Regions from separate parts of the Homo sapiens genome. Here region 1 is linked to region 2. The links are chromatin contacts, found by Hi-C or POLR2A ChIA-PET in ENCODE. All regions are on one chromosome and are shown on one strand. The core of a region is the stretch at or near the end of the contact, and the rest is flanking DNA. Distances in the headings are between cores, read along the strand shown.

Evidence for each region. Hi-C counts contacts between places; a loop is a spot of excess contacts on that map. ChIA-PET counts read pairs that join two places held with the same protein, here RNA polymerase II (POLR2A). Pooled maps may share reads with other maps.
Region 1: a loop to region 2 is called in a map with no recorded cell type, with 4 times the contacts of the local background. The contact joins two enhancer-like sites. A Hi-C loop is called at or near these places in 2 of 168 maps with a recorded cell type or tissue (K562 and naive thymus-derived CD4-positive, alpha-beta T cell), 1 of 37 single-sample maps with no recorded cell type and 8 of 50 pooled maps. POLR2A ChIA-PET finds 5 or more read pairs at or near these places in 2 of 52 experiments (T-cell and activated CD4-positive, alpha-beta T cell).

Annotation. Positions count from the first base shown.
Region 1 is chr15:90,478,078-90,481,454 of GRCh38, forward strand. All of the region lies in intron 26 of IQGAP1 (IQ motif containing GTPase activating protein 1), which reads left to right. Among named protein-coding and RNA genes, the nearest start is that of CRTC3, 50 kb to the right of the region's middle. Within about 2 kb of position 1,639, at least 8 of the 41 ENCODE cell types and tissues checked have a DNase peak (open chromatin) inside an H3K27ac peak, as active enhancers do.
Region 2 is chr15:90,163,978-90,167,459 of GRCh38, forward strand. It overlaps the pseudogene RN7SL346P. Among named protein-coding and RNA genes, the nearest start is that of SEMA4B, 36 kb to the right of the region's middle. Within about 2 kb of position 1,779, at least 20 of the 41 ENCODE cell types and tissues checked have a DNase peak (open chromatin) inside an H3K27ac peak, as active enhancers do.

The DNA of each region.
Region 1 (3,377 bases), core at 389-2,888, 310 kb after region 2:
ACCTCCCAGGTCTAAGCAATTCTCATGCCCCAGCCTCCCGAGTAGCTGGGATTACAGTTGCACGCTACCACACCTGTCTGATTTTTGTATTTTTAGTAAGACTGGGTTTCACCATGTTGGCCAGACTGGTCTCGAACTCCTGACCTCAGGCAATCCATCTGCCTCGGCCTCCCAAAGTGCTGTGATTACAGCTGTGAGCCACCACACCCAGCCTCAAATAGTTTTTCTTTAGAAAACTGTGCTTTCTAAGTTGTTGACCTAGTAATAAATTCACTTATTTAGCAAATATTTATTGAGTATTAACTATGTGCCAGGCATTGTGTTAGAGATGTGTACAGTAATGCAATAATGAGTGAAACAGACATGCTTCCTGCCCTCTCTTCATAGTTCATTGGGTGGAAGAGACACCAACCAGGTACATAAAAATAAAAGCATAATTAAACATTGAAGAAAGTTTTATGAAGTTTTATGTACGGTTCTTTAATGGAGACTTTATAAGAGGGAGCTAACATAAGGTGGTTAGGGAAAGCCTATCCCGGAAGATAAAATTTCATTTAGCTGAGGCCCTAAAGCTAAGATGAACCCAGCCTTACTAAGAGCTAGGTGCAGAGTGTTTATGTCTGAACACTCTAAGCTGGAGGGTGTAGGACTTAAATGGACCCTGGCATAACTAGGGATACAGTTGAATGAGAAGGTTCATATAGATTGGGTGAGATCACTGTGTTTCATTAAAGGAAAAAGAAAACGGTGTGGAGTGAGCTTCCCTGAAATATCGTGAGTTGGGCTAATTAAATTAACGTATTACAGGAGATAGCTGAGCTAGGGCCATAGCGTAACCACCAACATTCATTTATCTAAAGCAAAAGTGTGCCAATCAAATATTGGTAATGCTGGGAAAAGGGAGTTCAGAATGCCAAAACGTTTCTGGTTTTATTTGTCTTGGGTGAGGACCCAGAGGGGTGGGAGATGGAGGTGTGAGCAGCATGGTCTGTTGTGGTTTTTTCTTGTTGTGGAGTAGAGTTAGATCATGCATGAAGCTCTCTGGGCATAGGTGGAGTAGCAGCTGTCCACACCATTGCTATTCAAAGTGTGGTTTGCACACCAGTAATGGAAAATCATCTGTGCACACTGTTTAGTTTAACTGATACTTTTTTTTTCATAGCAAGATTTTCTTAATGAAGGAAGTAATGTATTGATTTACATTCTGACTCATTGTCTTTATCTTGTCTTTGATCAGTTTGTAGACTGGCACTGGTCCACACTTTGAATAACACTATTCTTCATTCTACTTTCCATGTACCCGGATGCCAGGCAAACAGGGAGTTTTACGCTGGGTGGAGAACGGAACATTCTGCTGACTCCTTGAAAGGGCTTATCTCACCAGCCATGGTAGCTCACGACTGTAATCCCAGCTCTTTGGGAGGCTGAGGTGGGAGGATTGCTTGAGCTCAGGAGTTTGAGACCAGCCTGGGTAACATAGGGATACCTTGTCCCTACTTAAAAAAAAAAAAAAAAAAAATTAGCTGGGTGTGGTTGTGCACACCTGTAGTTCCAGCTATTCCAGAGGCTGAGGCAGGAGGATAGGTTGAGCATGGGAGGTTGAGGCTGCAGTGTGCCTTGATGGCGCCACTGCACTCCATCCTGGTTGACAAAAAAAGAAAGAAGGGGCGTTTCCTTATTAGGAATCATTTGGCATCTGATTGGTTCTCAGTACCATGTAGGTCTGTTATCAGGACTCAGATCATTGCAAAAGTCTTTTTAATTTTTTTGCCTGCATACCTGAGGCCCACATCCAGGAATGTGGTCAGCCAAGTGCAATACTTGTCTGGGAAGTTTTGCCTGCAACCCAGGGCATTCCTTGCCGATAGCCCCATGTACACTGGCTCCGGGCTTCTCAGTTATTTCCTCTGATGGTCCATGAGTCAGTCATTTTCAGATCCAAAGCCCGCTGGACATTTCAGGATTGGTTTTCTTGTGGGTACCTATAAGAAACTGGTGTCTTATTTTGCCTTTCATAAAATGGAAATTGAGCCAGGCATGGTGGCATGCACCAGTAGTCCCAGTTGCTCAGGAGGCCAAGACAGGAAGATCGCTTGAGCCCAGGAGTTTGAGCACTGCCTGGGCAATGTAGACCCCATATCTTAAAAAAAAAAAAAAAAAAAAAGGAAATTGATTTGAACTCTTTTTAAGATACCAGTGACTGTGAGGGATGGTGGTGTGGTGGGGATCTGTCCTGCAGGTAAGCATCACAGGTCCCTTAGCTTTCTTCTTTTACTTCAGCCACCATACACGTAGCAAACTGGAATCTTGTCACCTCTTGGGAATGTTCTTTCCTAAAATCTCAAAGTTAATGTTCTGTTCTATCACCAACGTTTTTTAGCATATTGATTCCCTTGCTGGTTACTACTTTTAAAACTCATATAAATAATAAAATATACAATATTCTTTATTGTTAAGTTCCATGTATTTATTTATTTCTCATAGAATGTTTCTGTTGATTTTTGCAGAATTTTTGTGTTCATAGTCTACCAATTTTAATTTAGCCATGCTATGACAAATGAAGAGGGGTATCCCTATCTACTTGTATTTTTCTTTTTGTTGTTGTGGTTGAGACAGAGTCTCGTTCTGTTGGTCAGGCTGGAGTGCAATGGTGTAATCTCAGCTCACTGCAACCTCTGCCTCCCTGGTTCAAGCGATTCTGCTGCCTCAGCCTCCCGAATAGCTGGGATTACAGGCATGCGCCACACGCCTGGCTAATTTTTGTATTTATAGTAAAGATGGGGTTTCTCCATGTTGGCCAGGCTGGTCTCAAACTCCTGACCTCAGGTGATCCACCCGCCTCGGCCTCCCAAAGTGCTAGGATGACAGGCGTGAGCCACCACACCCGGCCTCTACTTGTATTTTCTAAGGCTGCCATAACAAATCACCTCAAATTGGGTGGCTTAAAACAACCGAAAGTCATGGTCTCACAATTGTGGAGGCCAGAAATTTGAAACCATTATCATGAAGTCGAGGTGCTGGAAGAGCCACGCTCCCTGCAGAGGCTCTAGTGGAAACTCTGTTTCTTGACTCTTAGAGCTTGTGGTGACTGTTGACATCCCTCAACTTGTGGCTGTGTGGTTCCAGCCTCTGCCTTTGTGGTCACATTGCCTTCTCTTCCCCTTCTGTGTGTACCAAAGCTCTCTCTGCCTCTTTTTTTTTTTTTTTTTTTTTTTTTTAAGACAAGGTCTTGCTCAAGCAGTCCTCCCACCTCAGCCTTCCTAGTAGCTGGGAATGCTAGCATGTGCTGCTGTGCCTGGCATAGCACTCCTATCCTTGAAGACCTCCTTCTGGTTTCTAACAAAGTCCAGATTTGTCAGTATCATATACGGGGTCTG
Region 2 (3,482 bases), core at 529-3,028:
ATCCCAGTTACTCGGGAGGCTGAGGCAGGAGAATCACTTGAACCCAGGAGGTGGAGGCTGCAGTGAGCCAAGATCACGTCATTGCACTCCAGCCTGGGTGACAGAGTAAGACTCCATCTCAATTTAAAAAAAAAAAAAAAAAGCTTATCGGCCGGGAGGCCAGCCATGTTGGCTCATGTTTGTAATCTCAGCACTTTGAGAGGCCAAAGTGGGAGGATGGCTTGAGCCCAGGAGTTTGAACCAGCCTAGGCAACATGGCAAAACCCCATCTCTACCAAAAATACAAAAATTAGCCAGGCATGGTGGCACACACCTGTGATCCCAGCTACTCAGGAGGCTGAGGCAGGAGAATCTCTTGAACCTGGGAGGTGAAGGTTGCAGTGAGCCGAGATCATGCCATTGCACTTCAGCCTGGGCAACAGAGCAAGACTCTGTCTCAAAAAAAAAAACAAACAAAGATCAGCAGTATGGTGGTATGTCGCTGTAGTCCCAGCTACTCGGGAGGCTGAGGTGGGAGGATGATTTGAGCCTGGGAAGTTGAGGCTGCAGTGAGCCAAAATAACATCACTGCACTCCAGCCTGGGCAACAGAGACAGACCCTGTCTCAAAAAAAAAGAAAAAGAAAAGAAAGCTTTTTAAGTCCTTGCCATGGCCTTCTGTTAGATCTGCAGCAGGAGAGGGAGGAGACGAGAGGCACCCTTGTGATGGAATATGGGGCAGCTCCTCCAAATGAGGGCAGAAATCTATACTTATTGGTAACTTTGCAAATATGTGTCTCCGTTGTATGCAGACACACATACAGAAAGTCTGGAAGGATGTGCTCCAGAATGCTAATAGCAGCATCTCTGGGAATCACCTTATGGGTGATTTCACTCCCTTCTATATACTTGTCTGAAGTTTTATTTTATAATGGGCAAGTATTTCCTTTATAATCAGGCTTTTTTTTTTTTTTTTTTTTTTGAGATGGAGTTTTACTCTCGTTGCCCAGGCTAGAGTGCAATGGCGTGATCTCAGGTCACTGCAACCTCTGCCTCCTGGGTGCAAGTGATTCTCCTGCCTCAGCCTCCCGAGTAGCTGCGATTACAGGTGTGCACCACCAAGCCCAGCTAATTTTTTTGTATTTTTGGTGGAAATGGGGTTTCACCATGTTGATCAGGCTAGTCTTGAACTCGTGACCTCAGGTAATCCACCTGCCTCACCCTCCCAAAATGCTTGGATTACAGGCATAAGCCGCTGCACCCAGCCAATAAAGCCATTTTCATTCTGAAAAAGAATTGAAAAAAGCTACTGAATAGGCCAAGCATGGTGACATGGGCCTGTAGTCCCAGCAACACAGGAGGCTGTGGCAGGAGGATCACTTGAGGCCAGGGACTGGAGGCTGCAGTAAGCCATGATTATGTATGTGAATAGCCACCACACTCCAGCCTGGGCAACACAGTGAGACCCTATCTTATGAAATAGGAAGGAAGGAAGACCACTGAATAGAAATAAAAGAATGGGAAGAAGTCCTGATACATGTGTCTCATGTTTTCAGTCAGATCCCTCTAGGGATGCAGGTGGAATCTGTGTCACCCATGAATGGACCCTTTACTTGGGGGGCATTCAAAATATGAAGGTAATGAGGACTAAGTAGACATCTTCCAATGAATGACACAGAAATTATAAACCTCTTGGCAGTCTCTTTGAACAACTCTCATCTTTCTCAGGATCTTAATGATTCATGTCACAGGCCCTTCCCAAAGATTGTGTGGTGGCTCTGGAGGAAAACCGAGAAGTGATATTACTCGTTTCTGGATAATTGTCAGTGAGTCAGACCTCGTTCAGCGCTCTGGAGTTTCCAGGCCGTTAACTTCTCTGCCTGAACTCATGAGTCAGGGTCAGTCAGCCCAGAGCTGCAATGTGTACGTGCTTCCCGGCCCTGCTCTTCTGGCCCGCCCCCAAGCCTTCACGCATGCACCCCTGCAGGCACTTACCAGCCTCCTCATCCGTATATCCTGGAAAGGGTGCAAGCATGCCTGGCTTAGTCATCCATCCACAGGAAGTTTGCACAGCCCTACCTGAGTGCTAAGATCAGGCTGTAAACTGCCAGAATGAAACAAAAGAGGGAAAATAAATATCAGCACTCTCCCATAAATTTTGCAATAGTCAGCTGTAGTCTAGCTGTGATTTAGAGCATTTGTTTTGTGAATAACCGGATGTGAATAATCTATATGTGAATAACCTATACGTCTGTCAATAGTGATCCATTATGATACATTGTGGTGGTGGGCACCTTGTAATCAGCTACTCAGGAGGTTGAGGTGGAAGGATCACTTGAGTCCAGAAGTTCTGGGCTGTAGTGCTCTATGCTTATAGTGTGTCCACACTAAGTTGGGCATCAATATGGCGACCTACTGGGAGCTGGGGGACCACCAGGTTGTCTAAGGAGAGATGAACCAGCCCAAGTCCGAAACAGAGCAGGTCAGAACTCTGGTGCTGATCAGTAGCAGGATGGTTCTGTGAATAGCCACTGCACTCCAGACTGCGCAACTTAGCAAGACTCTGTCTCTAAAAAAATGTGTGTGTTTGTATAAAATACATTGTAGTGTATCCAGAGAACAGATTACCATGCAGCTATTTAAAAGAACGAGGTAGAGCTATGTAAGTTGACATAGAAAGGGTCAGTTTGGCCGGGCACGGTGGCTCACACCTGTAATCCTAACACTTTGGGAGGCCGAGGCAGGAGGATCATTGAGCCCAGGGGTTCCAGGCTGCAGTGAGCTATGATCACACCACTGCACTCCAGCCTGAGTGACAGAGTGAGATCCAGTCCCTAAAAAAACCCAAAAACCAAAAACAAAAACGTAAGGTCAGTTTTAAGAATAAGAGGAACATTGGATAGCAGTGTATATATTATGCTCCTATTTGTGTGCATGTCAATTATTCTTATTTTTTAAATTATTTTGCTCACTCTGTCACCCAGGCTGGAATACAGTGGCACAATCTCGGCTCACTGCAGCGTCGACCTCCCAGGCTCAGGTGATTCTCCCACCTCAGCCTACCAAGTAGCTGGGACTACAGGCTCATGCTACCACGCACAGCTAATTTTTGGGGTTTCACCATGTTGCCTAGGCTGTTCTCAAACTGCTGGGATCAAGAGATCCTCCCGCCTCAGCCTCCCAAAGTGCTGGGGTTACAGGTATGAGCCACCATGACAGGCATCTTATTTTTATTTTTAAAAATTATAAATGGCATTTTCTCATTGTAAAAGGATAAAAATACAGAAAAGGCTAGCAGAAGACACGAAACTCTCTCATCACCCCTTGCATCAGTCAGGACAGGCTAGGCTATGCTGTGGTAACAAACATCTCTAAAAATGTCAATGGCTTAAAACAACAAAGATTTTTTTCTTGCCCATGCTTTATTCCTAACATGGACACAGAGATTCAGCTCATTGTAGTCCGCACCATAGTCACAGTGCCACCAACATATGATGCCACCAT